2 separate regions of the Homo sapiens genome follow, and region 2 is linked to region 1. A link is an interaction called in ENCODE POLR2A ChIA-PET data of the cell type or tissue named here. Cell type or tissue: OCI-LY7. All regions are shown on one strand. Each heading gives the region's core, and the rest is flanking DNA. Links, peaks and the distances in the headings are about the cores only.

Evidence for each region. ChIA-PET counts read pairs that join two places held together with the same protein. Peaks named below come from ENCODE experiments on the same cell type or tissue, not always from the same donor. Only the 100,000 strongest peaks of a DNase experiment are listed, where the experiment ranks them.
Region 2: POLR2A ChIA-PET joins it to region 1 with 17 read pairs; 2 of 35 experiments call an interaction of 5 or more read pairs at or near these places.

The regions. Positions count from the first base shown.
Region 1 is chr1:109,367,899-109,384,816 of GRCh38, reverse strand. It overlaps SORT1 (sortilin 1), which reads left to right. Exons shown (of 20, transcript NM_002959.7): 2 at 15,228-15,287. Among named protein-coding and RNA genes, the nearest start is that of SORT1, 22 kb to the left of the region's middle. In OCI-LY7, for the core only: no CTCF peak of the experiment used is centred there; no DNase peak of the experiment used is centred there.
Region 2 is chr1:109,662,161-109,674,704 of GRCh38, reverse strand. GSTM2 (glutathione S-transferase mu 2) reads right to left here and starts at 6,648. Exons shown (of 8, transcript NM_000848.4): 1 at 6,554-6,648; 2 at 6,205-6,280; 3 at 5,716-5,780; 4 at 5,334-5,415; 5 at 5,134-5,234; 6 at 3,323-3,418; 7 at 3,122-3,232. The coding sequence starts at 6,589. It also overlaps a transcript of GSTM4 not described here. RefSeq lists an enhancer at 4,782-4,881 and a silencer at 6,397-6,566. In OCI-LY7, for the core only: no CTCF peak of the experiment used is centred there; a DNase peak (open chromatin) is centred at 6,704.

The sequences.
Region 1 (16,918 bases), core at 7,415-12,414:
GTGAGCTACCATGCCTGGCCTGGTCCTATTTCTTTTCTGTGTCTCCTGTGCTTGCTTCCACTTTCTGCCATGGGATGATCCTCTGCAGATGCCTATGCCATACTCTTGGACTTCACAGCCTCCAGAACTGTGAGCTACATAAACGTCTTTTCTTTATAAATTGCCCTGTCTTGGATATTCTCTTATAGCAACTGAAAATGGACTAAGACAATGACTCACAGTATTTTAATGTGGTATGACATTTAATACCCACAGGAGCTATTGAGATATGTGGGGCTATCTTCTCCCATTTCAGATGTCCTGGATTATAAACTTAATGCCATTGTCTGCCTGTTTGCTTCTTTGCTGCAGAAATGATATTCCCTTTGTAATTCCTCTTGTAATATCCTCTTCCTCTTGCTGTTGTCCCTGTCTGTCTCTACATATATCACCCTCAAATTTGATTTGCTTCCTCTCTATGCTGAGAAAGCAGATTTCTAATATTAGACAATTCTAACCGGTTTAATAAATTGAATTAGAGTGATGGTCTGCAAATTTCTCTTAGAAGTCAAATGCACAGATTTTTAATGCATGATAGTGACATCAGAGGTCTCCTTGCTTCTTTTCGGTGAGTATCCGGGTTGCTGAGGCATCTGAATCATGGAGGTTGCTGTTGCCCCTCTCCTTTGAACACTGGCTTATTGTGGAGCAGGGAGCTGATCTCGAAAACAACAAAAACCCAGATACATAGCAGTTGAAAAGCAAACTGAGTGGCTAAATTATTGATGAGTCATAGAATTTTAAAGCTTAGAGAGACTGGAAAGATTGTCATTCTAGCCCCCGCACTTCGGTAATGATGTCAGGTTGTGCTGCCCAATTTCACGCAGCGTTTTGTAGAGCTGGAAATAAAATTTGGGTTGACTGATTATTAGCCTGGTACTCTCCTCTGTATCATGCTCCCTCAGAAAACTCTGAATAATTAAATAGATTTGGAAACTTGTACATTATTTTGTAGTTAATTTTTTCATTTCCAAGAATAGACTTCATGAGAACTGGGACATTTGTGATCTTATTTCTGGCTCATGTTTTATGATTCTAGCAGTGCCTAATTTAACAGAACTATATTCTGTTAGGATTTTCTTCCTGCCTGCAAAAGCATCACTCAGGTTGTGTTCTAGGCCTCACTGGAGTTTGGAAGCCTAATCCTAGATGGGCAGTCTGTATGGGATCACCGATGCCTTGCCTTTGTAATTCTCAGTTTTACCCCTGAGGAAATGGATTCCCAACAGATAAGATGATTTGTGCTTACCTTCCCAACCAGTTAGTTACTGAGCTAGGCTTAACGTTCTTTTGTAGTTTTATTTTCATTGTGACAGGCTGACTTCTGTAGATTAAAAGTCTAGTATGTTTAGCCTTTATTTTTAGATTTCTGTACATAAGATGCCTGTTGATAGGTTATAATCTTCAGTAGCTCAGAGCATGTATTATCACAGCACATGGTAGGCATGCAGACATATTTGTTGAAAGAGGGCAGGTATGTGAAGAATGCCATCATTGAATTCACTTCCTTCTTTGCTTGTCAAAAAGGCTGCTCCTGATGGGGTCAGGCCATCAGCAAGTGGCTTTTAAGCTGGGCCTTGCCTTGGGAAAACTGACCCACATGCAATAGTGCAGGTGTTAGTTTTTTCAGTGTTTTATTTTTGATCATGTGTGTAACTAAACATGTAAGTTTCTCATGACTGGATTTTTTTCCAACCTACAGTGACTCTTGGGACCAACTTTAAATTTTCCAAGCTTATAGTAACAGTAATTTAATTTGGTTTCTAGTTTAATTAGATGGGAAGATGGTTGTTTCCATGAAGAATCTTGTGAACAGAACCTAGGGGGTATTCAGACGATCGTAGAAATGAACATTGTGCTAATTCATGAACTCTAAAGTATGGGGGCCCCCTGCTTTAAGATGGTAGGCAATAAATGCTTGGATGAGTCTTATATCATCCGTTTTCAAGGTGGATGCATTTTAGAGAAGGTAGTACAAGCTGTCCCCTGCTTTCTAACATAATGAATTCCTGAAAACCTATTTGACAGTCAGATGGCAACTATAAATGCCAGCCAGTTACTTCTGCTTCCCAGAGCTCCCCTACCGAGGGCAGTAGATGGCTGTTGGTACCATCTGGGACACCAGAAATCACTGTTCAATAGGTAATGGACAAAAGGCTCTGAATGTGACTCTGAAAAGGAAGTTTAGTGTTATCAGTCATTAATGATATTAGGAGGTCTACCTTACATCAAGACCACCTATGTTCCTGTGCCTCAGTGTAGCAGGGGCTCTTTGACCTATCCTGTAACCTTCTGGTATATCTGTTAACTAGTGTAATATAAATAAGAATAAACTAACATGCGTCCAGGCGTGGTGGTTCACACCTGTAATCCCAGCACTTTGGGAGGCTGAGGCAGACAGATCACTTGAGGTCAGGAGTTTGAAACCATCCTGGCCAACATGGTAAAACCCCATCTCTACTAAAAATACAAAAATTAGCCAGGCATGGTGGCATGCACCTGTAATCTTAGCTACTGGGAAGGCTGAGGCATGAGACTTGCTTGAACCCAGAAGGTGGAGGTTGCAGTGAGCTGAGATCATGCCATTGCACTCCAGCCTGGGCAACAGAGTGAGACTTTGTCCCAAAAAAGAATAAATAGATAAACTGATATGGTCTATGTGTACTTTTTATATCACCCTTTCCTTTATACTTTTTCTTTCCTTCCTTTTTTTTTTAAGTAAAAATAGCTTACTTATATAGTTTTATTTTTAAAATGATTTCTGCCAATTGGAGGTGGGATGAGAGTAATTTATGCACTCTAGAAAAACTATAAAGAAGAGTGCACCCCTATCAATTCTATAATACCACTTAAAGACAGTTGCTATTGATATTTTAAAGGGTATCCTTCCAGATACCTTTTTTTTTTCTTTTTTAAGGGACAATCTTGCTCTGTCATCCAGACTAGAGTGCAGTGGCACAATCATGGCTGACTGTAGCCTTGACCTCCTGGGCTCAAACAGTGTATCTGGGACGACAGGTGCTTGCCACCATGCCTGGCTAGTTTTTATTGTTGTTGTTATTGTTGGTTTTTTGGAGGCAAAGTCTCACTATGTTTCCCAGGCTGGTCTCAAACTCCTGAGCTTAAGCAATTGTTCTGCCTCATCCTCCCAAAGTACTAGGATTATAGGTGTGAGCCACTGTGCCCGGCCCCTGATAACATTGTAACCATAAATATGCACATATGATGTCACATGCTGTTTTGTAGCCTGCTTTTTACTAATATGCTCTGAGTATCTTTCAATGTCAGTAAATACCTGAAACATTTTAGTTTTGGGTTTTTTAAGATTTTTTTAAACGTTTCTTCTTTTTTTCCTTGTTCTTGAAACATTTTTAATAGCACCTGATATATTGTTGTATGGCATAACATAATTTACTTAACAAATCTCCAGTTCTTCATTTATAATATACAGGTATAGTAATATCTCATGGGGTTATGTGGATTAAATAATAATGTGTGTAAGATACCTAACACAGAAGATGACATGTGGGGAATGTTCAATAGTTGTTAGCTGCAGTAATCACCCCAACATATGACATCTTTTATAAAGGTATGTGATTATCCCCTTATGACAAATTCCTAAGAATAGGATTTGCTCAGGCACATGATACGGACGTTCTCAGTTTTTATTTGCATCACCAAATAGCTCTCCAGAAAAGTTGCAGCAATTTATGTACTCCCACCCACCGTAGAAGAAGGTGCTCTGGTCCCTATGCCCTCACTGGATACATTTTGTCAAGTCTTTTAATCTTTGCCAGTCTGAAAGGCAAAAATGTCATATTTTTCTTTTTCTTTCTTGGCTCACTACAACCTCTACTTCCTGGGCTCAAACCACCCTCCCATCTCAGCCTCCTGAGTAGCTGGGACTACAGGTGCACACCACCATACCCGGCTAATTTTTTTTTTTTTTTTTTTTTTTTTTTTTGTGGCGACAGGGTTTTGCCATGTTGCCCAGGCTGGTCTCAAACTCCCAGGCTCAAGTGATCCTCCCGCCTTGGCCTCCCAAAGCCTGGGATTACAGGTGTGAGCCACTGCACCGGCCTGTTCTTTTTGTTTTAGAGATTAAATAGCTTTTCAAATGTTTATTGGCCATTTCTTTGTCCTTCTATGAATTGGGTGCTCATGTTCTTTCCCTATTTTCCGAAAACCTGTTTGAGGTTTTGGCCTGTTTCCTACTGATTTGAAAACCCTTTCTATATTAATATTTTGTCATGTTACAAATAATTTTATATTAATTGAAACCCTTTCTATATTAATACTTTGTCATGTTACAAATATTTTTTTCCAGTTTTTTTCAGCTTTCTCTTTGGTGTTTTGCAATTTAAACTTTTTACATAGTCAGAGTAAATCCTTAAGTATGAGTTCTGATTTTTGTACCATTTTTGTAAAGGTCTTCCCATTCCAAGGTTATAAAAATATTCGCTTATACTTCTAGTATCATTTTTTGACACAGGGTCCCACTCTGTCACCCAGGCTGGAGTACAGTGGTGCCATCACAGATCACTACAGCCTCGAACTCCCAGGCTCAAGCAATCCTCCCACCTCAACCTCCTGAGTCGCTGGGACCACAAACTCATGCTATGCCACCACACCTGGCTATTGTTTTTTTGTTTGTTTTCTTTTTTGGTAGAGACAGGGTCTCACTATGTTGCCCAGGCTGGTCTCAAACTCCTGGGCTCAAGCAGTCCACCCACCTGGGCCTCCCAAAATGCTAGGATTACAGGGGTGAGCCACTGTGCCTGGCCATTTCTAGTATTTTTATAATTTAATTTTTTTACATTTAAATCTTCGCCCTATATGGAATTTATTTAGGCATTTTAAGAAGGGAGTTAGGAATTCAGCTTTTTATTTTATTTTTTTTCCAAATAGCCAGTTTTTCCAGTGTTCTTATACCACTAACTTGAAATGCTAGCTTTATCATGTGCTAAAAGAAACCTCATCCATTCCTGGATCTGTTTTGCTCTATTGATTAGTCTATTCCTGCGCCAGTAACTCTGTCATGGGATTAATAAATTTTTCCAAAAGTGGCAATAATTTCATGCTCATCTGCTCCTGGTAGAATCAAGCTGACATTTCACCCAGCTACTCTTAAACTTCTTGGCTTCTGTGCTTCCTATCCTAGGGTAGGATTAGGTCATCTGAATGACTGTATTTGCTCTGGGCTCCTCAGGGTACTGGCTTTTGGACTGTTAAGCACAGAAACAGCATATTTACATAGTTTTCCTTAATTTTGACCTGTTTCTAGATCATACGTTTAGCTGACTCCTTAGCAATATGAAGTGACCAGATCGTGTTCTCTTTGTGCCAAATGAAGCTTGTCCAACCCACAGCCCGTGGGCCACATGTGGCCCAGGGTGGCTTTGAATGCAACCCAATACAAATTCGTAAACTTTCTTAAAACATTATGAGATTTTTTTGTATGATTTTTTTTTTTTTAGCTAATTAGCTATTGTTAGTGTTAATGTATTTTATGTGTGGCCCAAGACAATTTTTCTGCCAGTGTGCCCCAGGGAAGCCAAAAGATTGGACACCCCAACAATCTGCCTCTTAGGCATGCTACATTAGAGCAACACAGCTATTTTTTTTTTTTCTTTTTGAGACGGCGTTTCACTTTGTCACCCAGGCTGGAGTGCAGTGGCGCAGTCTCGGCTCACTGCAACCTCTGCTTCCTGGGTTCAAGCAATTCTTCTGCCTCAGCCTCCTCAGTAGCTGGGCCTACAGGTGTGTGCCACCACACCCAGCTAATTTTTGTATTTTTAGTAGAGACGGAGTTTCACCATATTGGTCAGGCGGGTCTTGAACTCCTGACCTCAGGTGATCCACCCGCCTCAGCCTCCCAAGATGCTGGGATTACAGGTGTGGTGTGAGCCATCATGCCTGGCCTCCAGTTATTGTTTACCAGAAACAAAACATGCTTCACTTCTCCCCACACTCTCCATTTGAATTATCATTTATACAACTAACACATAACATCTTTATATATATATATATATATATATATATATATATATATATATATATATATATATATATATATATCATTCACTCTACCTTCTGTTGGCTGGACTCTCTAACATAGTACTAGATGTTTTTATATGATTCATTATTTTGATATTATAGAACATTCTTCGGTAATACTGTGTCAGAGGTTTTGGGTTTTCCCTTCCTATAGGGATTATTCCGCCTTTCAGTTATTTCTGGCAACAAAGCTTTATCCTCTGCTCATATTTCATTTATTCTTCTTACTTTGCCTTGATTACAGCAATTGAGCCATAACTTATTGGCTCATTATTTTCAGGCCTATGTATCATCAGACACCTTTCCTGTCTAAGTGATCCAGTGGCCTCTCTCAGCTTTCTTTGGGTCTTTCAAGCAGGAGTACTATTTCTAAAGTGTCTTCTTAAATATATTTCCTTTTCACTATTTTTATTTTCCTTCTATTTCAACCTTAACTTTCTTTATTCTGACCTTGAGATTCTTCTTATTATTATTCTTTTAAATATAGACCGGGTCTCTCTCTGTTTTCCAGACTAGAGTGCAGTGGCATGATCATAGCTTACTGCAGCTTCGAATTCCTGGGCTCAAGTGATCCTCCTACCTCAGCTTCCTGAGTAGCTAGAACTACAGGTGTGTACCACCATGCCTGGCTGATTTTTAAACTTTTTGTAGCGATGGGGGCGGGGTCTCACTATATTGCCCAGGCTGGTCTTGAACTCGTGGACTCAAGTGACCTCCCACCTCAGCCTCCCAATGTGCTGGGATTACAGGCATGAACCACCATACTCAGCCTGAAATTCTTTTTTTATTTTAACAAGTCTTAATAGCATTTACTGTATACTCAGCATTTTACTAGATGGTGATATTAATAGATTTTATTTGTGGTGTTCTTTGAAAATTTTCAAGATACTTGCATATTATCTTCCTGTGTGTTCTACCTGCACCGCTGCCTTCTCTCATTGCCTTGCTCTTGCTTATATCTGCCTCCCAACTCTGTAAACTCTGCTTAAATCTCAGTAGTCAGACCTTTATTTCTTCACTTGAAATTTGAATTTCTCTTCTATATAGACTACCCCTGCTCAGTGCCTCTAAACACTTCGACGTGTTCAGGGCATCTTTACCAATGTTTAGCTACGTGAAGTTAATGGTAACTACAATGGGAAAGAGAGGAGTAAGGTCACCATCATGTGTGAACATCTAAGAACACATACCAGTGTATAACAGTGTCTTGGCTGGCTGGAAGAGCATAGGAATAAACGCTATTCAGCCATTATTTACTGAGACAGCAGTAACCGTGTTAGAAGGAAGATTACATACAGATCAATAATGTTAGTTCAGGACAAACAGCTATCATGAGTTAAAAAAAATACTAAGAAAAAGAAATAATGTTAGTAGCAGGAGTTTGTGATAGACTTTTACAGAGATGTTTGTGGAGCATCTAATAAATATAAGACCTTGTGCTAGGCCTGATGGGTAATACCAAATTATAGCGTCTGCCATTAAGAATTTATAGCATAATTTGAGAGGAAGACAAATATGTAAATAGTTCTACATGTATAGTTTACATGTACATATAGTTTACATTTATATATAAATATAAATAGTTATAGTACCAGGAGTGTCTGTGAATGCTGTGAGGATAATGCTTAGGAAGAGGAGATCACTTTGAGCTGTGATAATTACAAACCAGAATGGTTGGTTTTACAGTGAAAGATGGGACTTAGGCTGTCTTTCAGATCTTTTTCACTGGTATAGTCTGTCCCCTGTGGCTGTCAAAAAGAAACACCCACAATAGAATGCTGAGGAGCAATGGACAAGTGCAGAAACACAGAACTTTTCCTTTTTGAAAGTTGCATTTTTCAACTTTTAGATTTAGGGGTACATGTGCAGGTTTGTTACCTGGGTATATTGTGCGATGCTGGGATACAAATGATCCCATCACTCAGGTAGTGAACATAGTACCCAAAAGTTAGTTTACCAGTACTCACCTGCGTCCCTCCTCTAATAATCCCGTTTCTGTTGTTGCCATCTTTATGTCCATGAGTACCCAGTGTTTACCTCCCAATATAAGTGAGAGCATGTGGTATTTGGTTTTCTGTTTCTGTGTTAATTTACTGAGGGTAATGGCCTCCATGTGCATCCATGTTGCTGCAAGGGACATGATATCATTCATTTTATGGCTCCATAGTATTACATGGTGTATATAGACCATATTTTCTTTATCCAATCCACTGCTGATGGGCACCTAGGTTGATTCCATGTCTTTGCTATTGTAAATAGAGCTATAATTAACATAGTGCATGTGTCTTTTTGGTAGAATGATTTGTTTTCTTTTGGATATATACCCAGTAACAGGATTGCTGGGTCAGATCATAGTTCTCTTTTAAGTTCCTTTTTTTTTTTTTTTTTTTGAGATGGAGTCTCCCTCTGTTGCCCAGGCTGGAATGCGGTGGCGCGATCACGGCTCACTGCAAGCTCCGCCTCCCGGGTTCACGCCATTCTCCTGCCTCAGCCTCTCCGAGTAGCTGGGACTACAGGCGCCCGCCGCCACGCCCGGCTAATTTTTTGTATTTTTAGTAGAGACGGGGTTTCACCGTAGTCTCGATCTCCTGACCTCGTGATCCGCCCGCCTCGGCCTCCCAAAGTGCTGGGATTACAAGCGTGAGCCACCACGCCCGGCCCTTTAAGTTCTTTGAGAAATCTCCAAATCGCTTTTCACAGGGGCTGAACATTCCCTCCAACAGTGTATAAACACTCCCTTTTCTCCACAGCCTCACCAGTATCTGTTTTTGTGTGTGTGTGTGTGATGTTTTAGTAATAGTCATTCTTTCTAGTATGAGATGGTATCTCATTGTGAAACCTGCATTTTTGAAAAATAGTTTCACTTGCTATAGAATTACAGCTTGACTGTTTTTTTGCCAGTACTTTAAATATGTTACTCCACTGTCTGGCTTGCATTGTAGGAAGAGTCGGCTATCATTCTTTGTTTCTCTGTATGTAATGTCATCTTTTTTGTGGATGCTTTTAAGATTTTTCTCTATTGCTGATTTTAGATTATTTGACTATGATATGATGTGCTTTGGTGTATTTTTCATCGTGTTTCTTGAGCTTAGGGTTTCTGAGCTTCTTGGATCTCTGGGTTTATCCTTTTCATCACATTTGGGGAAATTTTGGCTATTATATCTTTTTTTTTTTTTTTTGAAACGGAGTCTCACTGTCGCCCAGGCTGGAGTGCAGTGGCGCGATCTCGGCTCACTGCAGGCACCGCCCCCTGGGGTTCACGCCATTCTCCTGCCTCAGCCTCCCGCGTAGCTGGTACTACAGGCGCCCGCCACCTCGCCCGGCGAATTTTTTGTATTTTTAGTAGAGACGGGGATGGTCTTGATCTCCTGACCTCGTGATCTGCCCGCCTTGGCCTCCCAAAGTGCTGGGATTACAGGCGTGAGCCACCGTGGCTATTATATCTTAACTTTTTTTTCTGTCTCCAGCCCAGCCTCCTCTAGATGCCCTGATTGCATATATAATCAGCTGCTTGAAGTTGTTCTACTTCAAAAAGAATGAACAGAGCCATCGCTGAGCTGTAGAACAACTTTAAGAACATTTGTAGAAATTGTAGAACATCTTCTGAATTGATAGCTCTGTTCATTTTTTGTCTTTTTTTATCTCTGTGTTTCACTTTGGATAGTTTCTGTTGGTATGGCTTCAGGTTCACACTCACCTCTTCTACAGTGTCTAATCTCCTGTTCAGCCTATCCAGTGTTTGTTTTTTTGTTTGTTTGTTTTTGAGACGGAGTCTCACTCTGTCACTCAGGTGGAGTTCAGTCGTGCAATCTTGGCTCAATACAGCCTCCACCTCCCAGGTTCAAGCGATTCTCCTGCCTCAGCCTTCTGAGTAGCTGGGACTACAGGTGTATGTCACCACGCCTGGCTAGTTTTTGTATTTTTAGTAGAGACAAGTTTTCACCATGTTGGTGAGGCTGGTCTCAAACTTCTGAACTCAGGTGATCTGCCCGCCTCAGTCTCCCAAAGTGCTGGGATTACAGGCATGAGCCACAGCACCCTATCCAGTGTACTTTTCATTTCAGTCATTGTAATACTCATTTCTACAAGTCTAATTTAAGTCTTTTTCTTTTCTTTCTTTCTTTTTTTTTTTGAGACGGTGTTTTCTTGTCACCCAAGCTGTAGTGCAATGGTCCAATCTCTGCTCACTGCAACCTCTGCCTCCTGGATTCAAGTGATTCTCCTCCCTCAGCCTCTTGAGTAGCTGGGATTACAGGTGCCCACCACCACACTTGGCTAATTTTTAGTATTTTAGTAATTTTCGTATTTTTAGTGGAGACGGGATTTTACCATGTTGGCCAGGCTGGTCTCGAACTCTTGACCTCAAGTGATCCGCCCACCTTGGCCTCCCAAAATGCTGGGATTATAGGCATGAGCCACTGGGTCTTTAAAAAATTTTAAGTCTTTAAAAAAATTTTTTTTCTTTAACATTCTCAATCCATTCTCTAATTTCTTGTGGAGTACAGTTACAACTGTTGCAATGTCCTTATCTACTAATTATCTTGTTATTTCTGAGTTAGTTTGATTTTTCTCTTCATTATGGGTCCTGATTTCTTCTTTGCGTGCCTGGTTATTTTTAAAAATTTATTTTAAGAGACAGGGTCTTGCTCTGTTGCTCAGGCTGGAGTGCAGTGGTATGATCATAGCTCACTGTAGCCTCAAACTCCTGGGCTCAAGAGATCCTCCTGCCTCAGCCTCCCAAGTAGCGAGGGCTACAAGCATGTGCCACCATGCCTAGCTGATTTTTTTAAATTGTTTTTGTGGAAATGGGGGTCTTGCTACATTGCCCAGGCTGGCTTTGAACTCCTGGCCTCAAGTGATCCTCCCACCTCGGCCTCCCAAAGGGCTGGGATTATAGACATAAGCTACTGCACCTACCCACCTGATGATTTTTCAGTTGGATATTGTGAGTCTTAGCTTGTTGGGTGCTAGATATTTTTGTATTCTTTTAAATATTCTTGAACTTTGTTCTGGAACACTGGTTACTTGGAAACAGTTTGATCCTTTTGGGTCTTGCTTTTAAGCATTTTTAGGCGGGACCGGCACAGCGTTAAGTCTGGGGTTATTTTTCTTTACCACAGAGGTAAATGTTTCTGAGTACTCTACCCAATTTCCTTGAAATAACGAGGTTTCCTATTATGGTTGCTGGTAACAGGAATTATTCCTGTTCCTGTGTGAGGTCTGAATATTGTTCTCTGCCGTCCTTTCAGGTAATTATTTCCCTGGCCTCAGGTAGTTTCCTCACATGCGTGTGCTGATGGGTGTTCAGCTGAAGACTTGGTGGGGTGGCTGGGGAGGCCCCCTGCTCAGATCTCCAGAATTTTTTTTCTGTGTAAGTCTTTCTTCTCTAATCTTCTGCCCTGTGAACCTCTTTGGCCTCCCCAGACGATATATCAGCTTCCTCTCTTCAGTTTAGGAAGAACTCTGGACTCTGCCTGGGTGCCCCTCCCCTGCACTGTGCCTGAAATTCTCTCCAGGCAGTAAGCCAGTTAGCTGTAGGGTCCTCCTTGTTCAGTTCCTTGTCTTTCAGGAATCGTCGTCCTTTGTGCCTGGTGTCCAATATCTTGGAAACAGTCATTTCATATATTCTGTCGTTTTGGGTTTTTTTTTCTTTTCTTTTCTTTTTTGAGATGGAGTCTTGCCCTGTCGCACAGGCTAGAGTGCAGTGGCGCAATCTTGCCTCACTGCAGCCTCCGCCTCTCGGGTTCAAGCAATTCTCTGCCTCAGCCTCCCGAGTAGCTACCGCGCCTGGCTAATTTTTTGTATCTTTTTTTTTTTTTTTTGAGACGGAGCCTCGCTCTGTCGCCCAGGCTGGAGTGCAGTGGCGCGCTCTCGGCTCACTGCAAGCTCCGCCTCCCAGGTTCACGCCATTCTCCTGCCTCAGCCTCCGGAGTAGCTGGGACTACAGGTGCCCGCCACCACGCCCGGCTAATTTTTTGTATCTTTAGTAGAGACGGGGTTTCAGTCGAACTCCTGACCTCGTGATCCGCCTGTCTCGGCCTCCCAAAGTACTGGGGTTACAGGTGTGAGCCACCGCGCCCGGCCCATTCTGTGTTTTTGTTTTGTTTTGTTTTGTTTTTTATTAGCTGTTTCCGGTAGAAAGGTAAATGTGATCCCTGTCACTCCATCTTGACCAGAAGCAGAAGTCCACCCAGAAATGAACTTTTACATTTCATACTCATGTCTGTCATGGGGAAGTTAAGTGGGCCTGGCCTTATCCTTTTACTTGGGCGTCATCTTTTTCAAAACTTCATAAGTAGTTCTTAAAGAATTCAATATTTATTGCGTGCCCACTGTGCACTATGCTGTGTGTTAGCTGCTGAAATGTATGGGCTTGATTCCTTTACCAGATGGACCTCAGGTCTAGTGGGGAGGACAGGCAAGGTTCTTGTGGCTACAATTAAAAGTGCTGTAATACATATTTTGAAAGATCTAAGATGCCACTGCAGTGTAGAATGACATGTACGTTGTCTTAAATATTAGAAATGATTCTGGATTAGGATTGATGGCTTTGTGCTGACTTGTGAATTCTGTCTCCTAACCATGACCAGGTTGTCTGCCCTTTCCTGGACATCCGTATTTTTTTCTCCCATTGAAGTGGCAGGATTGAATCTGTACTCTTGGGTCCCTAGCTCTCCTGGATTTATCTCCTTTCCATATGACCTTTTCTTTCTGCTTAACCTTTGGGCCTGCTGTAACATCTCATTTCATTTTTCTTTTTTAACTTTCACCAGTATAAGAATGTTAGAGACTGAAATATTAAAAAATTAATTACATTTGCTATAGGTAGATGAGTTTTTCAGTGAGTTTGCCCATTTTCAAAAGCAAATCTTCATTGGTTATTTGGAGTGGGTGGGAGGGACAGCTTAAGGGCAGTAGAAAACCACAGTTTTGCTAGTAAATCTGGCCTACATTTCCAAAGGAACTCTTTGGATGATGAGTGAGGTCCATTACCATTTCAGTTGTTTCAGTGAAGCTGAGAGTTGCCGGTGACACGTGATAATCCTCCTCATTCTGTAGTTGAGCAATAGGAAAATGTGGGTAATGCCAGTCTGCATTGACTGGGTCGGCTGTGTAGAGCATTGCCTGAAAAGTAAAAGTTGCAGTCCTGATTGGCTCAAGACTGATATCTTACAGCCTGATGAAGACAACCACGAATTCCAGTGCCATAACTGATGGACTTTTTCTTTTCTCTTAGTTATGACAAGGACCTTCCTTGGAAAGATAACCTGTGTTTAGATGACTGTGATCTTAGCCCTTGTGATCTGCCTGGTGCTTGTGGTAGCTCTGGATGTTCCTGTTTTTCCTGAAGGACCTCATTGATGTCATTTCAGACACTATCCTCACTCAAGAGAATGTGAGGTTTTGCTATGTGTGAAATATCATATAAGACACACTGCTATGTCAGTTTTTAAGCCTCTGGTTTCAGAAGCTCTGGCAGCCCTACTTTTTCTCAGATGCCTGGCAAGCCTGCATGTCTGAATAGCCCTTCTTTCCTGCAGAGGCTGTGAGAAGCTCTGCCGAGCATTTGAGAGTTAACCATTATTTACGGAGCAAGACCTGCGTGAGGCACTGATTGTACTAACTTACAAAAATTGTGTAAGAGATTCTTTTGACATCAAAGGTACTTACGGTCCAGAGGGGAAATCACATACGTGAATTCGGAAGCCCATTCAAGACTGCAAGAGAAAATTCGAAGATAAACAAAACAGTTCATGTTTTGAGTTCTGTTTCTTTAGATTTCTATGTGGGATTGGTGGCTTGAGTGACCAAGTAGCTGGCATCCCAACCATTTATAGACATGTTCTATTTTGAGGTTGAGTTTGTGGTTTGGGGAGGATGTGTAATCATTTTCAACAAATGCTTACTGAGTGTGCAAAGTATTCCTGTGGAAGGCACAGGGAGTACCAAGAAGTATAAAGTTACATTCCCCAGCTTCCAAGGAGCTTCTCATATCTGGGAGGGCAAGGCATGTTTAAGATTTTAAAATCTTAGTAAGATTATAAGTCTTAAGAAAAAAGCATAATCATCCACATTTATTAGAAATATATACTGAACTATTAAACTGTCTAAGAAATGGGGCTTGGGTGGTGAGCATGTGGCCTGGAAAAGAGAAGGATCTTCACTCTTTGCTATATAGACTCTATATAGTATGTAATTTCTATATGGTTTGAAATTTTTGCCAAGTGCAGTTATTACCTCTTTGGAATTTTTATTTTTTTTATCAGTTACAAAAATTATAGAGAACAGACGATTGTATTAATACATATAATATTAACCTTGAATATCTCTATGTGGTAGGATTATGAGTGACTTATCTTTATTATGCGTTCTTATAATTGTCTACATCTTCTTTAATGAATATATATTATTGTATAAGTAGAGAAAGGAAGTATTTGAAAAACAAAACCCAAAACCACCTACAATGATTATTATAACTATATTTTAACATGCTTACTATATTTTGGATATAATATACCAGCTTTCCCTTTTTTACCTCCTTACTCTCACTGCAACTCTAGTAAGGTTGTTTTATTATTATCATTATTACTATTGTTATTAAATAAAAAGGTGAAACAAAGGCATTTGCTTCTTGCTTCTGCCCGTTGTCATTTTTGAGTGAGCTAGACTAGAAGTAAAAGGAATCCAGTTACGAACTTTTCAGCTATACTGTAAAGGATGCCCAGAAAAATTTAAATTATGTTGATTTGGTTACAATTACGCCTGCCAGTGTGGGCTATGATCTTTTGTTTTAAAGCATCCTAAAAATACTTTGCTATACCTTTATATTTAGTTCTGTTGGAGAAAGCAATTAGATTGTCCCATCTCCCATCTCCCCATCTGGTGCAGTAAAGAAAACTCATCTGCTTGGCTTACTTTGTGTTAGAGAGAATTTAAATTTCCAAGTTATTTGTGATTCACATTAAGTAGTTAAATCCCATCCCTCCCAAATTTTGTACTGGGAATCCATACCCACTTTGTAATTATGAACTTAATTACTCTGAACAGTAATAAAGTTCAGATATTTAAAGAAGCCAAAGATTGAAGGAGAGTGGCTGTCATTTCTAAATTAATTTTTTTTCCCCTTATAGCATGTGTTTGATGATCTCAGAGGCTCAGTATCCTTGTCCTGGGTTGGAGATAGCACTGGGGTAAGTCATATTTTGAGTCTGTTATTTCAGCCCAGCAAGAAGATGATAACAGATTTGGGGAAGGGTTAAGCACCTAATATCATTTCTTCCTGAAACTGTCTTTAGCCTCAATCACAGAAAACACATGTTTGCAAGACAGACTTTCAGGAAGTTGTAGTTGTGTTGGTTTTGCTTTAGAATTGGGAACATCTTTTTTGCGGGGGGGTGGGGACGGAGTTTCGCTCTTGTTGCCCAAGTTGGAGTGCGATGGCATGATCTCAGCTCACTGCAACCTCCACCTCCCGGGTTCAAGCGATTCTCCTGCCTCAGCCTCCCAAGGAGCTGGGATTACAGGCACCCACCACCATGCACAGCTGATTTTTTGTATTTTTAGTGAAGATGAGGTTTCACCATGTTGGCCAGGCTGGTCTTGAACGCCTGACCTCAGGTGATCCACGCGCCTCAGCCTCCCAAAAGTGCTGGGATTACAGGCATGAGCCACTGCGCCTGGCCGGGAACATCTTCTGACCACCTTCTTCCACGGTGGGAAGATGGACACCTTTTCAGTCCTTGGTGGCTGCTTAGCATCAAGATGAGCAAGAAGAAAGATGAAAGTGCTCTGTACTGAGAAGGGAAGCGCACAATGCTTGGGGAAACCCCTATATAGAAACAGAAAATGTCCATTAAAAACATCCTGGCACTTTTCCTCCAAATTGTATTGTTCCTGTGTCCTTTCCTACAGGTGTGTTGAGGGACTGTGGTGCCCATGGGCTCATGGTTGTTCATCTGTTGGTCCCTGCCCCTGCCACAAAGGAGGTACTGCCAGGATTGGGGGAATGGAAGGAGGATCAGTCAGCTCCTTATCCCTCCTGATATACAGCTGGGCTCCCACTAGGAGGACACGCTGAGGATACATTGGCCCCTGGTCTTAAATCAGGACTTGTTGCCTGGCTGTCTTATTATCCTGCTTGAACAAGAGCAGGGGCAACATCTCCTGCCCCCTGGTATTCCATAATGCATGTGTCATAGCATTGAGGCACATGATAGTTATATTAGAAGCCTAAAGAAATAAAATCTTGGTGCTGAAAAGCAAATTGTAAATTTCTTATTTTGATTAATTTTTAAACTTTCAGTAGAATTTCTTTAAGCATAGTTCAGTTTTTTCTAAAATTTGAGTTGTACCCTAATTTCCATGATTTACCCATTTATCTTAGATAGTTGGTATCTCCAAGAATTTTTTTTTTTTTTTTTTTTTTTGAGACAGAGTCTTGCTCTGTCACCCAGGCTGGAGAGCAGTGGTGCAATCTTGGCTCACAGCAACGTCCACCTCCCAGGTTCAAGCAATTCTCATGCCTCAGCCTCCCAAGAAGCTGGGACTACAGGCAAGCACCACCACGCCCGGCTAATTTTTGTATTTTAAGTAGAGATGGGGTTTCACCATGTTAGCCAGGCTAGTCTCGAACTTCTGACCTCAAGTGATCCGTCCGCCTCAGCCTCCCAAAGTGCTGTGATTACAGGCGTGAGCCACCGTGCCCAGCCATCTCCAAGATTTCTCATATGGCTTTCTGAGACTCCCTAGACTCTTATAGTAATCCATCCAGAATCATTTCCTCATGCATAGTTTTTGGTAGATAAGGTACTGAAAAAATGAA
Region 2 (12,544 bases), core at 4,538-9,537, 290 kb before region 1:
CCATGAGGGCTGGCACAACCCCACTGCAGACACAGCAGGTCAGGGCCCTGGCCACAGCCTTTCCATGTGGGCTCAAGTGCTGAGGCATCACACAGCTTCTTAGGGTCCCCAGATCTGCGGAGTTAACTCTTCCAACTTCCTTTAAGTAATGTTGTACCACAGTAACAGCTAACACTTATGAAGATTCTACACGGTGCTGGGTGCTCTGTACCCAAGAGAAATTACAACGTAAGCTTAGAAAACCCACTCGACTACTCTGCAAGGCTGAATCTATTATCACCATTTGTCATGTGGGAAACAGAAGTTCAGCAACTTCCTTACATTTAAATACCTAGTAAGGGGAATAGAACTTCAATGTAGCCTGGTTCTGTCTCTCTCCAGTTCTGGCCTCTTTCTGCCAAATTCTCTTCTTCTTCTGCCCCACCACCCCTCACACCAGGCCCTGTCACTCCTTGACTGCACAAACAGTCTCCTTTTCCACAGGGAGGCTCTTGGCTTGTCTGGGTATAGAGACACAGAAGGGACCTCCAGCAGAACAAAGGGGCTCTGAACACACTCACCCAATGTCTCAGTAAAACCTGGATGAAAGTGGAATGGGGAGTGGCAGTGCACAAGAAAATCAAAGGCGAGACTAGGCTCTAATCATTCCCCTTAAAGCAGAAAGTCCAAGGTTCTCCATCTGGTATCTTAGCAAAATCTCACTGTGCCCTAACCCATGGCATCTCCAGCCCTGCTGCAGATCAGGCTACATGACACTCAGATGTGCTGTGCACAATCTTACCAGGATTGAATGCCCAGATAAGGTATTCAAAAACATCCGGCTCACACCTGTAATCCCAGCACTTTGGAAGGCCGAGACGAGTGGATCACCTGAGGTCAAGAGTTGGAGACCAGCCTGGCCAACATGGTGAAAACCCATCTCTACTAAAAATACAAAAATTAGCTGGTCATGGTGGCGGGCACCTGTAATCCCAGCTACTTGGTAGGCTGAGGCAGAGAATTGCTTGAACCCAGGAAGCGGAGGTTGCAGTGAGCCAAGATCGCACCAATGCACTCCAGCCTGGGTGACAGGCTTGACCCTGGCACATAACGGGCCATAGCTCTCAGCTCTCCTCCATCCCTCCCTTCCCACCACCTCTTACCTAACTCCAAGGCCACTCAGCCTGGACCAGAACCGCAGAACCAGAGCTGATGGGAACTAGCTGAGCAAGCAGATCTCTTGATGGGGAGTGGAAAAGGGAAACAGATTCAAGGCTCAGAAGCCTGTTGGACAAATGCCTCAAATCCCCAAATCTGTAGTAATGTAGGATTTGCTGCTCTCAAACAAGTTCAGCACACACTTCACAGGCTGCTCTGCCTGCAGGCCTCTCACTGCACTCATTTCCAGGATGGGGCTGTCATCTATGCATCTCCCACTGTGCCTCACACCCTGCCTCATGCAGAGGAGAAGGTCAGTGAACAGGAGTAAAATCAGCGTGCTACTCATCTCACAGGGGGAACACCTGGAACATTGGAGGGAAAAAAAGAGAGGAAGAGGCCAGGCGCGGTGGCTCACGCTTGTAATCCCAGCACTTAGGGAGGCTGAGGTGGGTGGATCACCTGAGGTCAGGAGTTTGAGACCAGCCTGGCCAACATAGCAAAACCCCATCTCTACTAAAAATACAAAAATTAGCTGGACGTGGTGGTACACACCTGTAATCCCAGCTACTCAAGAGGCTGAGGCAGGAGAATCACTTGAACCCAGGAGACAGAGGTTGCAGTGAGCCGAGATTGCTCCACTGCACTCCGGCCTGGGTGACAGAGCAAGACTCCGTCTCAAAAAAAAAAAAAAAAAAAGAGGTAGAGAAGGAAAGTGCTCCAGCACAGGGCATTTCAGCATAAGCTCCTTCAACAGGGGCACCCACATATGTACCTTAATCCAGCTCCAGCCACAGCCCTGGCTCTCAGGATTCCCCACATGGGGGTTCAATCATACAAAGTTTCTGGGTGTAGCTGTGAATACTGCCTGTGGGTTCAGTATTGAACATCAATGCTACTGTGTGTCAGTCCTACTATTGCCAGCTGCATCCGTGGTCCTGAAGTGCTCTGCCTCTTCCAAAGTGTCCTGGGCTATGAAACCCAGGCTGGACAAGGCCTGAGGCTTTTCTTTTGTCACAAAACGGAGAGCCCTGACTGCCAACCATAGATCCAGAGGCTCGCAGGGAGCCCAGCACAGCCTCCACTGGCTCTGGGACCCTGAGCAAAGGACTGACCCTCTCATTCTCAGTTTCTTTGTCTCTAAAATGGGGGAGATAATTCTACCACCCTGTAGGAATGTTGTAAATTTCAAATTCAACACAATAGGTATAATGTGCTGGGTACAGTTCGTGGCATGAAGCCAGCACTCAATAAATGCAAGTTATTCTTTTCTTCTTTTTTTTGTTTGAGATGGAGTTTCACTCTTGTTGCCCAGGCTGGGGTGCAATGGCACGATCTTGGCTCACCGCAACCTCCGCCTCCCAGGTTCAAGAGATTCTCCTGCCTCAGCCTCCCTAGTAGCTGGGATTATAGGCATGTGCCACCACGCCCAGCTAATTTTGTATTTTTAGTAGAGACAGGGGTCTCACCATGTTGGTCAGGCTGGTCTCGAACTCCCGACCTCAGGTGATCCACCCAACTCGGCCTCCCAAAATGCTGGGATTACAAGTGTGAGCCACCATGCCCGGCTCCTTTTTTTTTTTTTTTTTTTTTTCTTGAGATGGAGTCACACTCTGTCATACAGGCTGGAATGCAGTGGCACGATCTTGGCTCACTGCAACTTCCACCTCCCAGGTTCAAGTGATTCTCCTGCCTCAGCCTCCCAAGTAGCTGGGATTACAGGTGCTCGCCACCACGCCCAGCTAATTTTTGTATTTTTTTTTAGTAAAGATGGGGTTTTGCCATGTTGGGCAGGCAGGTATCAAACTCCTAACCACAGGTGATCTGCCTCCCTCAGCCTCCAAAGCGCTGAGATTACAGGCGTGAGCCACCGCACATGGCCAAAAATGTGAGTTATTCTTTGTGTAGCTCCAGGACTGGGAAAGCATCACAAAGGAGGGAAAGGAATAAGAGACATAAAGAGAAAGGAGGCTGGGGGCATCACCTCAAATCGGGAGATGAAGTCCTTCAGGTTTGGGAAGGCATCCAGGCAGCTGGGCTCAAATACTTGGTTTCTCTCAAGGACATCATAAGCGATGAAATCCACAAAGGTGATCTGGATAAGGCCAAGGATATGTGGGCTGAAACCTCCATAATATAGGAAGTATGACAAATCTGTGGTGTCCCCATCACACGCCCCCATTACCTTGTCCCCAAGAAACCATGGCTGCTTCCCCAGAAACTGTGAGTAGAGCTTCAGCATTTCAGGGAGTGCCTGCAGGTATTCTGGTTTCAGTTTCTCCTGAGGCAGAAAACAGCTGTCAACACCCTCAGACACAAGCTCCCTGCACAGATGCGGCCTCCCAGTTTTGTGCATGGCCCCAGCTGGCCGCGGGCAAGCAGTCATCTTCCCCACAGCTGGAACTGGGTCACTGTCCAGGCTTCAGCTGGATACATCAGCATTTATTAGACTCCAACTGGGTAGCTGGAGTCTTTCTGAGGTGATGGGATGGCAGAGCGGAATGTGACACTGTCCCTAAATCTGTCCCCACTGACCTCCCAACAACCTCTGGGTCAGCCCCAGGAGCACCTGAGCACCTGGTAGGCTCTGGACCAGATATGAGCAGAATCAAGGATGCAAAGAACTAAAGGAGCTCAGAGAAAGAAGTAGAAATTTCCTCCTAGTTGGGCAGCAGTAGAATACAATGGACATTGAGTGGTTTCTGGAAAGATGAGGAGATATTCAGAGGATAAGTGGAAGAAAGGAGGGGGAAAAAGAGCCTCTGGCTGCCCCTAAGCTGTCTGTTAGGAAAATTCGCTGATCTCAGTGTATGTCAAGAGAGCACTCGGAAGACACCAAAATTTCAGGTGCCATTACTCCTTTGTTTTGCACTTGTTTTCCTCATAGTTTGTGTATTCCTAAAGCAGGCAGATGATATAAACCACTGGGAGAGATGGCCCAAAGCACAGGTCATGGGTCAGAGATGGAAGGGATTCTGGAAGTAACCATTACTGTCTAGAGAGTGAATTCATACCCTGGGGAGTCAGGATTCTATAAGTAGATTGGTGGGGAATTGATTTAGAGGTTTTATTTGACACGACTTTGGGGTTTGAGGGTCACTCTGGTGGCAGTATAGGAAATAGCTTGAAGGATGAGTAGCACTAAAGAGTTCAAACAGAAAACAGGACCCGTGTATTTGGCAGGACCACAGTCTTGGCTCCTGATCAAAATGAGAGGTGAAGCTGGCTGGGCTTCTGGGTCAGGTGAGGACTTGGAGAACTTTTCTGCCTAGCCAAAGGATTGTAAATGCACAAATCAGCGCTCTGTGTCTAGCTAAAGGTTTGTAAACGCACCAATCAGCACTCTGTAAAAACAGACCAATCAGCACTCTGTAAAACGGACCAATCAGCACTCTGTAAAATGGACCAATCAGCTCTCTGTAAAATGGACCAATCTGCATGTGGGTGGGGCCAAATAAGGGATTTCCCCCCCCACCTCCGCCCTTCCCAAGCAGCAGTAGCAACCTGCTCAGGTTGTCTTCCAGGCTGTGGAAGTGTATTTTCTTTCACTCGTCACCATAAATCCTGCTGTTGCTCACTCTTTGGGTTTGAACTACCTTTATGAGCTATAACATTCACTATGAAGGTCTGCAGCTTCACTCCTGAAGCCAGCCAGACCATGAACCCACCAAGAGGAATAAACAACTCCAGACGCGCCACCTTTAAGAGCTGTAGCACTCACTGCGAAGGTCTGCGGCTTCACCCCTGAAGTCAGCAAGACCACAAACCCACCGGAAGGAAGAAACTGCGGACACATCTGAACATCTGAAGGAACAAACTCCGGACACACCATCTTTAAGAACTGTAACACTCACCGTGTAGGACCGCGGCTTCATTCTTAGAGTCAGCAAGACCAAGAACTCACCAGAAGGAATCAATTTTGGACACAAACTCTGCAGGGAAAGGGGAGACTGGGAGTAGGGAAGGGGAGACTGGGAGTGGGGTGGGGGGACTTACAAAATCTGGGTCATAGCAGAGTTTGGCCAGCTGCATACGGCTGTCCATAAACTGGTTCTCCAAAATGTCTTCGCGAATCTGCTCCTTTTCTGATTCCCCGCCTACCCTCGTAAAGCAGATTCACTCTCAGCCTCACAGCCCAGCCAAGCCGAGGAGGAGGCCACGGTCCCTCCCCGCATCTTGCAACCAAATCTACTCACACAGGTTGTGCTTGCGGGCAATGTACCGCAGGATGGCGTTGCTCTGGGTGATCTTGTGAGTCCCATCAATCAAGTAGGGCAGCTGGATAGATGGGAAACCGGGGAAGCTCAGTTGGGCCACCAGGCTCCCCAGCATCCCCTTCCCATATGCAAGGGCAAAGAGGAGACCAGGGCCTGCTCATGGCAGGCCTGAGATAGAAATACTGTCACACTAATAAATGAGCTGGGACACAGAACATCATGCAAGGGCTGTGTAGACAGCCAAGAGTGAGAGGAATTGGGCAGAAGACTCCTGATCTTAACACCTCTAAGCTGGGGAGAGGAGATGCAGTCAGAGACACGTCGCACTTTCCCCCAAAACCGCCCCTTCCCCTGCACCTACATTGGGAAAGTCCAGGCCCAGCTTGAATTTTTCATTCAGCCACTGGCTTCTGTCATAATCAGGAGCTGTGGTGGGGAAGATGAAGTGAAAACAAACCTCCCCAAAGCCCAGCCCTCCTTCCTGGGGACCCTCCCAAGGAGCCAGTGGCAAGACCCCTGAGACAGGTGGATCTAGAATCTGACCACTCAGTCCCACATCCCAGGATTCAGAGAAAAAGAATTCCAGTGAGGGCTCTGGACCCCACACAGCTAAGGCTTCCAGGGTTTAGGCAAGCCCTGAGGGACACCCATCATAATTACCCAGACGGGGGCCCAGCATCCCGCCCCAGCATTCTGCCTTGCAAGGAGCTCCCTCACCAGGGCTCAGGGAAGGGACAGCCTGCAGTTCCAGCAAGGGAGGCCTGCAGAGTCAGCCACAGGTGGCCACTATCGGTTGCTTGGTGCCAACTTAGTGTGAGGGGGCAGGGCCCAGACTCGAGGGTGCCATTACCGTCCCCCATCGTGTACTTCTTTTCCTCGTAGCTTGAGTCTGTGTATTCCAGGAGCAGGCGGATGGAATGGGCCAGCTGGGAGAGATGGCCCACAGCTCGGGTCAGAGATGGAGGGTCCCTGACTTTGTGACGACTCTGCACAAGGGGAGCCCCATCTCCTCCTCTCGTTCCTGCCTCACCCGCCCCCACCCCGCACGCCCAGCCACACGCACAGACAGCGGCAAGCACAGACCCCGCTGTCAGGGACAGCCCTGAAGAGGAACCGTCCCTAGAGCCCGTCCTGCAGCTGCTCCACACTTCCCCGCCCCCACGCACCCCCGTCCCACCGCCCAGCGGACCCTGGCTCACCCCGCGGATGTTCCAGTACCCCAGTGTCATGGGCATGGTGCTGGTTGCTGTGGATTCTGCAGACAGGCCTCAGCGGGGCGGGGCTCAGCGTTTGTGAGAGGCCCAGAGAGGGTAGAGGGGAAGCCTTGCTGCGACCCCGCCCCACGGCCCGCCCTGCCCCCGAAACGGGCCAATCTGGAGGCCTGGAGCGCGCTCATGGGGCTAGGAGTAGGATCTCCTCCCACCTCCCAGCCCCGTGGGTTTCAGGAGAGAGATCAGGACGCCCAGAAGCCCAGGGCGGGGGAGAACTGGTTGAGTCCAGGGGTTCAAGACTGAACTGAGCTATGATCGCGCCGCTGCACTCTAGGTTAGGCAAGAAAGAAAGGCTCTCTCTAAAACAGAGAGATTCTGAATAAAGTAATAATAGCCTAATAAAGAAAAATAACACAAAAGAACATTTGGTGCTCAGGGATTCACTGGATAAGTTTTCAAAACTTTTCAATGTATGATAGAGATTGTTATAAACTGCGGACATACGTGGCATGACAGACCTAACGTGGGAAGGACAACACAGGCAAGGATGATTATAACTCACTGTCACTTATCAGCCTAAATCCAAACGTCAGGAATACCGCCTCAGAGAAAAGAAAATGATGTTTTTGTCATAAGTGGTGCTGTGCTCCTAGGGAGCTTGCTGGGTGGGAAGAGAGACAGAAAGGTGGGGAGCAGGGGCTGGTGGACTTGGGGAGGGAGGAGAAAGCCCATGTGGAAACGTTAGAATCTGGGGTAATCAGAGGTCTTTGTATTCATTCGTTTTGTAAATTTCTCAAACTCTCATGTTAAATCAAAATAAAAAGTTAAAAAAAAAAAACTACCAGGACAGACATACACAAATATTATTAACTGAAATAAATGTTCCATCAAAAAGGACTTACCTTAACTACATGAGTTATATTATGATTTCTATTATTATTATTATTATTATTTTAATATTAGTATCCATCCAGCACACCACTGGTCTTCAAGTGGAGGTAACTTTGCCCCTCAGGGGACATGTAGGTCTGTCTGGAGACTTTGTTAATTGTCACCACTGGGAAGCGCCCATGGCATCTAGTGGGTAGAGTTTGCGTAGGATGCTGAACACCCTGCAATGCTCAGGACAGTGCCCCACAACAAATGATTTTGCCCTCCAAAATGACAGTACTGCTGAGGTGAAGAAACCCTAGTCTAAAACCCAGCCAACGTGGTGAAATCCCGACTGTACTAAAAATGCAAAAAAATTAGCCAGGCCTGGTGGCGGGTGCCTGTAATCCCAGCTACTCAGGAAGCTGAGGCAGGAGAATCGCTTGAACCAGGGAGGTGGAGGTTGTAGTGAGCTGAGGTTGCACCACTGCACTCCAGCCTGAGCGACAGAGTAAGACTCCGTCTCAAAAAAAAGAAAAAGAAACCCAGGAATGGGTCAAAAGTTGCAGTGGGAGAAACAAGGTCCTCAAAATTCTGGTGGCAGGAAGCAGGCCAAAGGACCCACTTCCCTGGACACCAGCTGGCAGAAGGGAGGACCTAGAGACAATCTCAGCTGGCACAGTCCCTGCAGGCATCAAGCTGCACATCAGGAATGAGAGAAGGAGAATTGGGCAGGGAAATGGTCTACCAGGTGGACAGGCTGGGCAGCCTTGATCTTTCAGGGTACAGGGTAGGGAGTATGGGACTCTCTCTGCCAGTCAGACAGCAGGCCTACCCTGCAGCTCTGAGCACATTATTCCAGAGACAGGCAGCCTGAGCCCAGCACCAGAGTGGGTAATTCCTCTAGAGCTGCTGGGGCAAGGCTAGGCAGGATGAACTGAACTTATTTTTGAAAAGTATCCACCCAGCCTGGGAAGCATGGTGAAACATTGTCTACCAAATATACGAAAATTAGCTGGCCATGGTGGCCCTTTACCTGTGGTCCCAGCTACTTGAGAGGCTGAGGTGGGAGGATCATTGGAGCCTGAGAAGTCGAGGCTGCAATGAGCCGTGATCACACCACTGCACTCCAGCCTGGGTGACAGAATGAGACCCTGTCTCAAAAAAAAGTAATAACAAGTCAAATTTAAAAAGAAGGTATCTACCTGACTATCGTGTGTAGAAAGGTCCCAAAAGTCAATGCCAATTTGCAATGACTTGACTGGACTCTTCCTGCATTTAACACCCCCATTAGGGGTGGCCAAAAGTCGAATATATAATAAGCACCTGATGACTGCCACAGACATGGATATGAGTGATGCTAGTCACCAGAGGCAGCCCCCTTCCACTGTTCACCCACCCTTCCAAGCCTGCCAGAGACCCTCACCCAAAATGAATCGACAAAATGTGCAAGCAGATGTTTTCATCTTTGGAGTCTTTAAAATAATGATCATCAACAGGGAGATTTACCAGGAGAAAAGAGAATATCTTCCCTCAAAATCTCCTTGGAGTTTACTGCAAGGCATCTCAGAAAGTGCTTTCCATATAGAAAAGCCCCCAGGTAATAGATATGCTGCAGCGTTTTATCTTGTGTTTGATTTTTTAAAACTTATTGATGATGAGTTTTTGTGTGTGTGTGTGTTTTTGTTTGTTGTTGTTGTCGTTGTTGTTTTTTGCTATGTGTACTAGGTCAGGGTTCTTCAAAATTTGAAGTGACACCACTAAGATAAGGCTGTAGGAAATTTGTGTGTTTATTTATAAATTTATCTATCTGTTATGGGAATTGGCTCACACAATTTTGGAGTGAAGAAGTCCCATGATCTGCCGACTGCAGGATAGAGAAGCAGGAAAGCCAGTGGTATCATTCAGAGGCTAAAGGCCTCAGAACAAAGGTGGGGGTGGGAGGCGATGGTGTTAGTCCCTGATCAAGTCTGAAGGCCAGAGAACCAGGAGTGTGGAGGTCCCAGGATAGGCAGAGATGGATGTCCCAGTCAGAGAGGTCAAATTCACCCTTCCTGTCTTTTTCTTCTCTCTGGGCCCTGACAGTTTGGTGGATGCCTCCTTCATTGCTGAAGGAAATCTTTGCTGTCTTCTGATTCAAAGGCAAATCTCTTCTGGAAACACCCTCACAAGCACAATGATTTTACCTGCCATCTGAGCATCCCTTAGCCCAGTCAAGTTGATGCAGAAAATTGACCATCACATTATGCCACAGGAAACCTAGAACAGAATCATAATTAATTACATTGTGCCTATTAGAGAGAAGGTCTTGACTGCCACAAGATCATTCTTTAACCTTTCTCCAGGAGTTGACTAAGCCACAGGTAGAGAATGGGTAAACAGAGAGTTTTATACAGGAGATTCAAGGACGGGTAGATTCATAGACTGTGATTCATTGGCAGAAACATGCACACACTATAAACAAAAAAGGTGAAGGTAGAAAACTTGAAGGTATTCTATAAACCTATAAAAATATTATAAGATGAAACTGCAATCCCTCAAGTACCTAAGGTAGTGCAGAAAGATCCATGTGACTTGCAGGTGTCACCATGAATTAAGTTATTCTCTCTGGGCTGGGCGCGATGGCTCAAGCCTGTAATCCTAGCACTTTGGGAGGCTGAGGCAGGCAAATCACGTGAGGTCAGGAGTTCGAGACCAGCCTGGCCAATATGGTGAAACCCCATCTCTACTAAAAATACAAAAATTAGCCGAGGGTGGTGGCACACGCCCGTAATTCCAGCTACTCAGGAGGCAGAGGCAAGAAAATTGCTGGAACTCAGGAGGCGGAGGTTGCAGTGAGCTGAGATCGCGCCACTGCACTCCAGCCTGGGTGACAGAGTAAGACTCCACATCAAAAAAAAAAAAAAAAAAAAAAAAAAAAAAAAAAAAGCTATTCTCTCTAGAGAGCAATTTATCTATGATAATACCATAACACCATTCTCACCTTTTGCCTTGTAGTAATTGCCTTTGGGGACCAACTCAAATAAAGTACCCAAAAACCAGAGAAGGAATTAGTTTAAACATGATCACTCTGTTCTAAAAATAAATAAATGAGAAAAATCCACATGCCCAATAGGGTAAGAATGACTAAGCAAACTATAATTTATCCACAGGAAGTAATGATAGCCATTAAATGCTAGAAATAGGCATGCATATAGACTGCCAACATGTACAGATTCTTAGGTAAAATGTTAAAGAGAAAAAACTGCAGAACCTAAGAGTGTATGTGCCCATCAATCTCACCTATCCAAAGAAGTAGGCATAAATAAAAATCTAAAGGGAATTTGAAATGACACCATTAAGATAGAGCCTATAATTTGCCTAATAACTATTCAGTGAGCACCTGCTATGCTCAGGGACTGTCCTAGGTGATATGCAAACACCTGTTACATCAGCGAACAAGAAGAGACAAAAACACATGTCCTGAGGACGTTGACATCTTATGAGGGAAAGCAAACCAACACAAGCACACAAATAATGTAAGACATATGAGCATGCTTTTCATTGAAGTGTAATACACATACAGTGCACAGGCCTTAATGCATGCTTTTTTTTTTTCTTTTTGAGACGGAGTCTTGCTCTGTCGCCCAGGCTGGAGTGTGCAGTGGCGTGATCTCAGCTCACTGCAACCTCTGCCTCCTGGGTTCAAGCAATTCTCCTGCCTCAGCCTCCTGAGTAGCTGGGATTACAGGCGCTGCCACCACGCCTGGCTGATTTTTGTATTTTTAGTAGAGACGGGGTTTCACCATGTTGGTCAGGCTGGTCTCAAACCCCCAACCTCATGATCCACACGCCTCGGCCTCCCAAAGTGCTGGGATTATAGACGTGAGCCACCGCACCTGGCCAAGCATGCTTTTCATTGAAGTGTAATACATACAGTGCATAGGCCTTAAGTGTGCTACTCTGTGGGCTTTTCCACTTGGATACTCTTCTGGAATCACCTCCCAGATAAAGAGAGAAAACTTACAGCACTGCACCAGGAGCCTTCAATAGGCAACCTTCCAGTTCTCACCAAGGTCACCAATCATCTGACCTCTGATACCATGGACTCATTTCCCTCTCCTGAATTTCGTGTAAGTGGAATGAGATCGTGTGTCCTTTCTCCTGTCTGGATCCTTTTACTCAACACTTCTGTGAGACCCATCCATGTTTTTGCACATAGTGTTAGCATGTTTATTTTCATTATAGCAGAGTAAATATACCATTATATGAATGATGGAATTATGTTGATAAACCACAGTTTATTTGTTCATTCTTCTATTCATGGAATTTGGATTGTTTTCAGTTATTGGCTATTTAAAATAAAGCTGCTTTTGGCATCATTATACCTGGCTCTTGGAATCCATTAAGACTCATTCCTATAGGGTGGGATTTCTGGGTCCTGGGTAGATGTATGTTTAGCTCTAGTTGACACTGCCAGTATTCCAAAGTGGCTTTCCCACCAGCAATGCATGACAGTTCCAGTTACTGCATAAATCACCAGCAATTGTCAGTCCTTTCAATGTCAGCCATTCTAGTGGGGATACAGTAGGATCTTATGGGTTTTTAACTTTCTGCTTTCTAATAATGTTGAGCACCTTCTCATGAGCTTGTTGGCAATTTGGATATTCATTTTTCGGAAATGCCTGTTCAAGTTTTGACTCATTTTTTAATGGGCCGTATTTCTGGATATATAGTTTTTGGAGAAAAGACCTTTGTTGATTTGTAATAAGTTCTCCCTGCTGGGCATCACCTGAATTCCTAACCCACAAAATCAACAACTATTTGTGATAACACAGCTTGGGAACTGCTGAGTGGGAGAACCTTCTGGTGAAGCAGCTCACAGTAGAGCTTGCGTCCTAGAGATCTAAGCTGTGATGGAGTCAGTCAGTGTGGAAGACAGAAGGATCCTGGTTCTCTGTGATGGGAATTCCACCACCTCTGGGCATCTAAGACGTACTCACTGAGACCTAGCTCTGCCTAACCATGGAAAGCACTGAATAATACTGAATACATAAAAATAAATGAAGATCTAGGCCCAGAAAGAGGCATCCTTTCTATAGAGCACTTTATGTGGCTTCCTGCTCTAAG